Linked DNA regions of Homo sapiens: region 1 is linked to region 2. A link is an interaction called in ENCODE POLR2A ChIA-PET data of the cell type or tissue named here. Cell type or tissue: endothelial cell of umbilical vein. All regions are shown on one strand.

Region 1 (4,000 bases), 94 kb before region 2:
AAGAGTTTTGTTTTGTTCGTTTTAGTTTCATGGAAGCATCTCTTGGACTTTCATATGCGGGTGTCCATTGCAAATAAGAAAGGGATACAGAATGCAGTATCTTTCAAGTGTATTATTCTCGGTATCTCTTTTTGATGGAGAATCCTGCTGATATGGAGTTCAGTTCAACACATTTTAGAAGTATTTATTTTTAATCCAAATCTGTATTTTGAAATACAGATTTCAAAAGACTCAAAGAGGTATTACACCTCATGCCACCCAGCAAGCAAAGTAGGGACCATTTGTCATCTATTAATAAACTTAAAAGTCTGATACATCTTTGGCCAATATTAAATAAATACATAACTTTCCCCCTTAACCAGTCATTTCTGCAGGCCCTGTGCTGTCCTTAGACTGCCTTCCGTGTAAGCTATTTCTGTTGTGTTCAAGGGTGGCTCAGTTACTCAAAAGCTCAAGATGACTGCAACAGGGGTGCCTGTCATCCCACCACTGGTGATCTCCTGGTGGGCAGGAACACGCAGCTTATGGCTTCTTCTACCTGTGGGCTGAGCAGAGCCCAGAAATACTGCATCCTCAGTTACCTGGAGGTGGGTTGGCTCTTTGTTTATTTGCTGGGACATTATTTAATCAATGATGTAGATTTTTCCAGGTACACCTGGGGCTACTCAGACATTAAAGGAGACAACTTCCTTTTTAAACAATGGAGACACTGGTGCAGTTGTCCCTCAGTATCCACGGGGCGTTGGTGCCGGGACCCTTTCCCCCAACACCGAAATCCATGGATGCTCAAGTCCCTGATCTAAAATGGCATAGTATTTACATGTAACCTACCTATATCCTCCCATGTACTTTAAATAATCTCTAGATTACTTGTAATACCTAACATAATGTAAATGTTATGTAAATAATTATTACACTACATCTTAAAATGTGTTCTTTTTATTGTTATATTGTTAATCTTATTTTTATTTCATTAGGGACAGGGGTCTCACTCTGCTGCCCAGGCTGGAGTGTACCTCAGCCTCTGAAGCAGCTAAAAATACAGGCATGCACCACCACACCTGGCTAATTTTAATTTTGTCTTTTTAGAGACAGGGTCTCACTATGTTGCCCAGGCTGATCTCGAACTCCTTGCCTCAAGCGATCTTCCCACCTCAGCCTCCTGAGTTGCTGGGATTACAGGCTAAGCCACTGGGCCTACCCTGTTATTGTTTTATTGTTGTTATTTTTTCCCAAATATTTTCAATCCTTGGTTGGTTGAATCCACAAATATGGAACTTGCAGATGCAGAGAGCCAACTCTCATGTAATTCAAAGTCCAGGAAACCTTAACTGATCAAAAATAAGGAAGATTTGCTTAATTTCCATTTCCTGTTACCTTCAGAATGAGACATAAAAGTCTTTTTGGTTAGTCTTTGTAAGGAATTGCTATAAAATTTACTAGTCTACTTGGCTACCTTTGCCACTCCCATAGAGGAAACCTAATTGACTCATTTAATGAAGTTTGAAGATTCATCAGGGCCTGCTGCCATTATGCTGAACATGAGTCCTCATTGCTCTGCCTTGAGATGGAAGAGGTGTAGAACTTTGAATTGATTGTACACCAACATAATACTACTTGGAAGTTATACTGTCTAAAAATCATAAATTCCCAATGTGAACATAGTTTTGTGCCTTTTCCCCTTAAAGATCAGTTTTATAAAAGGATAAGTGGCTTTTCAGGTTTCTTTTCCTCTCCATGTACTGGGAACAGAACAAGCATCCAAGGTCATCTGAGTATCGTCCCTACCAAAAACCCTGAGGTAATCACGTCCACCCCATAAATGAGAGGATGTGCAGGAAGGAAGTTGGACATAAGCCTAATGTTAGTGGTCCAGGCTTTTCCATGTATTGTTCATTTAAAGCAACTGCTTAAGTCTCTGGGAAATGCTTTGTATTCAAATTGGTTTCTAGTAAAAGGTGACTATTATAAATAAGTGGAGACAATACTTGGGTGCATATCACTGTTCTAAGTTTGGGAAGTACTTGTGTAAGAAAGCAAATTCTCTGCATGTGCAAGGAAATTACATGGTGGAAGTTCTGCTCAACTCTAGGCCAGGTGACTACTAAGTCCAGGTGCTCTGGACAAAGAATTGGTTCTCAACTCTATTTTTTAGATAGGGTCTCGCTCTGTCACCCAGGCTGGCATGCAGTAGCATGATCACAGCTCACTGCAGCCCCAACCTCCCAGGCTCAGGTGATCTTCCCACCTCAGCTTCCCAAGTAGGGGAGGCTACTCCACCTACTGGTGGAGTAGGCAAGCACCACCATGCCCTGTTAATTTTTGGTATTTTTATAGAGACCAGTCCCACTATGTTGCCCAAGCTGGTCTCCAACTCTTGGGTTAAAGTGATCCGTCTGCCTCAGCCTCCCAAATGCTGGAATTACAGGCATGAGCCACCGCCACTTTCCAATATGAGCGCCAGCCATCTTGTTCTCCCACTGGCATTTGCTTACTGTTGCCTGAGCCAACATACTCTGATGATAATTAGAAATTGGTGTTCTTATATCTCAAAGTTATACCACCAAAAATAGAAGTAACTCCAACTGTGGAGGCTTCTTTTGTCTAGAGAATGACAGAAATCTTAGAAAGCTTAGAGCTGGAAAAAACCTCAAAATATTTCAGGCTGACAAAGTGTATTATAGAAGGGGCTACGACCACTGGTCTAGACAAACATTCACGCAGCATGGAGGATGATTTTTTCCCATCTGTTATCTAAGAAAGAGCTACCAAGCAAAACATTTTGTTCAGAAGCTTCCAGTCAACATTGACCTATTAAATTATCCAAGATGGAACTCACATTTAGTGGCCACAACTTAGCATCCTCTGAAGCCAACCTCATCAAAGATTATACTTCTAAAATGTTAACCAAAAAATGGTCCACAAGCCCTGAAGTTAAACATTTTCTCAAGTAATTTCCATAGTATTATTGGAAATTATTTGAAGACCATCACTTTTGATAGAATCACAAAGCTTCTACTGGTCACTGGGATGGGCCTACCCCTATGCAAAATTTATTTAGATCCATTTTGCCTTAATTTTCAAAAGGCATTTTGGCTTTCTTCAACAATAAGGCCTATAGTGACCAGTGATGCTAAGATACACTGATTATATGAATCTCTCGAAGGGTTGATTTGTTTTGACTGTAGCTGAAATAATCATTAAAATCATCCTGCATTTAATAAATTTTACTGAACATCTACTATGTACCACACACTATTCTAGGTAATGGAGATACAGCAATAAATAAAACCAGGTCCTTGCCCCATTCAGTTTTTATTCTTATTATAGAGACAGACAATAAACCAACAACTGTATAATATAGCCTCAAGTAGTGATAAGGGCTTAGGAAATATATAAAGCAGGACAAAAAATAGAGAGTGGCAGAGGGCCATGGGGGTGAAAAGATGGTGGCATTTTAATAGGGTAGTCAGGGAAAGGCTCTTTGAAATGAAGGCATTCTAACAGAAACCTGAAATAAGGGAAGGAGCAAGAGATAAGACTAGCTGGGAGGAAGAACAACTTGAACTCTTCTGACTCTAAGTGCTTAAAAAATAGCAAGAAGCATGTGTAGCCAGAGTCAAGAGAGTGAAAAGCCAAGTAGACATAAAGGCAAAGAGGTGGCCCTGGCCAGATCATGTTGGGCCTTGTGAGCCATGGCTAGGACATACAAGCAACGTGCACTGAGTGCCACCAGCTGAGCACCTATGCTGTTGTAGGCAATTTCCAGCACAGAAGGTTATAATGATCAGCCCCCGCTTCCCAGAAGCTTTGCAAAAGAGCTCCTTCAGAGTCCTCTGAGTATTAGCCAGGAATAACTGCAGGCCACTGACAGTGCTTTGGAAATCCTTACAGAGCCCCTTAGGAGTTTCAAGTATAGCTGCAAGTAGATGCATTAAATTAAGCAAACTCAAAGGCCAGCCTTTGCTGTTGTAACCTTCAAAAATCCATCCTAAGCAGG
Region 2 (4,000 bases):
CGAGATCAAGCCACTGCACTCTAGCCTGGGTGACAGAGCAAGACCCTGTCTCAAAAAACAAAACAAACAAACAAAAAAGATTTAAAAATTCAACAAAAGGGCTTTAGAATTATACATAAATATGAAAATTCTTAAAATGTAGGCTGTTACAGAAAATTGCAGAATCTATTTCCCTAGAGATCCTGAAGAATAGAAAGAAACTTTTCTACAGGAAGGACCACCCCAGAAAGCTCTCTTGAAGTATATAATTACAATGGTTCACATATCCAGCCTTGAGACTTTAGTTATCTAAAAAAAAATCTATATATGTAAAAAATCTCATTCCTCAGTAATGCCAGATAAATCATTCTAACTTCTATTACTTGCTGTATCAGTTGTTCAAGATGTGACCAATGCAAGATTCAGTGAAACAGTGTCTCTTTACATTTTAAAGTATTAACAATTTGACAGTGTGTATCATGAGCTATTATAAAATTCAGTAATTCCACTGTGGAACCTGTATGTTAAGAAAATAATCTTAAAGATGGAGGGAAAAGCTTTGTGGCTAATTCATTGAAGCACATCTTATATTAAAAATTCAAAGAAGCTAAGTAACTAACAATAAACCAATTAAACGTTAGGATTTTACCAGTCTGAGTTCTTGGATGCAATCACTGAAAACCAGCAGTAGCTTATTAAGCAGGAAAGGAATTTATTCAAAGGATATCTGACAGCATACAAAAAGAAATGGCTGGAGAAAATGTAACTAAGGACAACTATGCATCAGGCGATATTTCCAAGACCACACCTCAGTACACTCAGGTTAGGAGGCCAATGCTGTCCTCCTTGGACACTCACCACCATCCCAGTGACTTGCAGCTGTCTCTCTGTCTTGTATCACTCTCTCAGTACTCAGCAACCCTGGAAGAAGTAATCCAGTTGGCCGGGCCTCTTCATGTGCCCTCGGTACCATATTGACTAAATAGAGAGAATATCTATTCCCTTTGACTTTGGTAGTAGAAGGGGAGTTTTTCCTCTACTTATCTTTGGAATCCTCCAAGATAGGAAGGATTTTGATGCCAGGTATCAAAAAAATTATAAATTTCTATTAAATGTAATCAATATGAATAAAGTTAACCTCTTTGACTTCCAAATATCATAATACATTCTTCATCCCATTTTCCTTTTTTTTTTGAGACAAAGTTTTGCTCTTGTTGCCCAGGCTGGAGTGCAATGGTGTGATCTCGGCTCACCGCAACCTCAGCCTCCCGGCTTCATGCGATTCTCCTGCCTCAGCCTCCCGAGTAGCTGAGATCACAGACATGTGCCACCACGCCCGGCTAATTTTGTATTTTTAGTAGAGACAGAGTTTCTCCATGTTGGTCAGGCTGGTCTCAAACTCCCGAACTCAGGTGATCCACCCGCCTCGGCCTCCCAAAGTGCTGTGATTACAGGCGTGAGCCACCATGCCCGTCCCCCATTTTCCCTTCTAAAGTAAAAATAAGTGCTTCTACCAAACAAAATATAGCACTCAGCCAAATGAAAGCACACCCACATTGTCTTCAAGGGAAACCAACCCACAGTCTCATCACTCACCAAGTGCATCCAGCTCTGAAACCTTGGCCTCCAGCTGAGGTCCACTTCTTCCGCACTTCAGCTAATAATTCCTTCTGGAAATACTGCAACTTATAATCAAAATTGTAAAGTTAACCACCAACAAATACCAAATATAGACTACTGAGGGAGGAAAGGGAGATAAAAATGAAATATATTTTATAATTAAAAATATAAATACACACAAAACATAGCATATTGAGAAACACAGATTGAGGATGTAGACTTTGTCTTTGTAACCACTCAGGAGGCTTTCACTGGGATTTAAGATCTGCTTTCTCTACTGCTCCTTCCATGGTCCCTCTGGTCCTAGTCACATCCATCTGTTGCCACTGTGAACCAGCAGCTCTATTTATCTTTGTCAGGATCAATTACACCAGCCAAAATTATACACCCCCCTTTTTTGCCTGTTTATCCTTTACAGCTTGAAATAGCTGGGTATTGGTACATATTCTAATTCAGTGGAACAACCATTATATTATCGAGTAAAAACACACTTCCTTAGAGATTAGGGCCCAAAGTCACAGGTACAAAAAGGAACCTTTTGCTTGTGAGTCATTCGGATATAATTGTGATCAGTATCATGCATTTCCACTTTTGGTTTCAGATCCATGTATTCTGCCTATAGGAGGTTCCATCAGCTTTCATTGTAGAAGGCACAGCTCTGCCTCCCATCTAAGAGGATTTAATGTGAGTAGCCAAAATAAATAAATAAAAAGAATTAAAGGATGTAAAGAACCTATATGTAGTCAATTGATAATATTTATATGCAACAACAACATGCATACTTTTTCTTTTCTTTTTTTTTTTTTTTTTTTTGAGATGGAGTCTTGCTCTGTCACCTAGGCTGGAGTGCAGTGGCACGATCTCGGCTCACTGCAACCTCTGCTTCCCAGGTTCAAACGATTCTCCTGGCTTACCCTCCCGAGTAGCTGGGATTACAGGCATGTGCCACCATGCCTGTCTAATTTTGTATTTTTAGTAGAGACAGGGTTTCACCATGTTGGCCAGGCTGGTTTTGAACTCCTGACCTTGTGATCTGCCCACCTCAGCCTCCCAAAGTGCTGGGATTACAGCATCAATCTAATCATTTTCTTAATTCGAGTTGACTGAAAATGACATCTCCCCAACACTAGGAGATCTGATAAGGTGTGTGAGGGACCAGCGTGAAGAAGTCGGGATGGAATCTGCACATCCCAGAGTAGGGGATAAGTGAGGGGAGGAGTCAGAGAGCCCACGTTTGAACCCCAGAGGCCAGGTAGAAGTATTTGGAACCCAGCTAGCCACATCAGAAAATCAATATGAAGATCAGAAAGCAAGTTGCCATGAGGTAGCTGGTGTGGCCCATTAAAGGAGACTATCCTGTATCTTCTCCCAGATTAGAAACCAATCACAGATGAAGGACAGCTGAGACCCAACAGGTGAAAACAATTAGGCAGAAGCACTGGCATGGCACAATGAAGGGAAGGAAAGCTGAAAGCAGACCCTGGCAAGAACACATGAGCCTCATGAGGCTCAGGCTGGAAATTGCTGTCTGACATCCATTCTACTCCTTCTTCCTTTTGGTAATAGGACTTCTCCACATTTTAACCAGGCACACAGCTGCCTAGCGAGAGAGACTGTATTTCAACCTCCCTTGCAGTTTGATGTGACCATGTGACTAAATTCTGGCCAACAGATGAGTGTCAATGTTGTGTGCAACTTCCAGGGCACAACCCTAAAAGGAAGTTGTTTGTCGTTTGTGGGAGAGGCAGAATTATGGCCCCCAAAAGACGTCCACATCCTAATCTCAAGAACCTGTGAATATATTACGTTACATGGCAAAGGGAAAGTTGACAGAATGAAGGTCTTCATCAACTGGCTTTGAGATGGGGAGAGGATGCTGGATTTTCCAGGTGGGCCCCGTGTAATCACAAGGGTTCTCTCAAGTGGAAGAGAAGGCAGGAGAGAGTCAGAGGGACAGCAGCACGGGAGGATTGACCTGATGTTGCTGGCTTTGAACATGAAGGAAGGGGCCAATGGCTGAGGAAGGTAAGTTGTCCCTAGAAGCTGGAAAAAGCAAGGAAAGAGATGCTTCCTTAGAGCCTCCTGGAAGGAATACCACTATGCCAACACATTGATTTTAGCCCTGAATTGGACTTTTAACCTACAGAACTATGAGATAAATTTATGTCATTTAAAGCCACTAAGTGTGTGGATATTTGTTACAGCAACAAGAGGAAACAAAAACACCCTCCATTTGTTTCCCCCCTACCTTCAATTGGGTGGGAATATGGAGAGCCGGCTATCCCCATGCACATGAAGATAATACTGTGAAACAAGGTGGAAGAAACAGGTCCCTGGTTGACTGTACAAGTAAGGGTCCTACCAGGAAACACGGGACACACCTGGGGCAGTTCCATAAGGG

Evidence for each region. Peaks named below come from ENCODE experiments on the same cell type or tissue, not always from the same donor. Only the 100,000 strongest peaks of a DNase experiment are listed, where the experiment ranks them.
Region 1: POLR2A ChIA-PET joins it to region 2 with 6 read pairs; 2 of 35 experiments call an interaction of 5 or more read pairs at or near these places.

Annotation. Positions count from the first base shown.
Region 1 is chr7:108,112,591-108,116,590 of GRCh38, reverse strand. LAMB4 (laminin subunit beta 4) reads left to right here. Exons shown (of 34, transcript NM_007356.3): 3 at 430-587. Among named protein-coding and RNA genes, the nearest start is that of LAMB4, 16 kb to the left of the region's middle. In endothelial cell of umbilical vein, a CTCF peak has its summit at 2,282 (motif pointing left); a DNase peak (open chromatin) is centred at 1,840.
Region 2 is chr7:108,018,883-108,022,882 of GRCh38, reverse strand. It overlaps LOC107986834 (a long non-coding RNA gene), which reads right to left and starts at 1,943. Exons shown (of 3, transcript XR_001745319.1): 1 at 1,779-1,943; 2 at 1,576-1,664; 3 at 450-900. It also overlaps a transcript of LAMB4 not described here. In endothelial cell of umbilical vein, no CTCF peak of the experiment used is centred here; a DNase peak (open chromatin) is centred at 2,112; H3K27ac peaks cover 360 bases.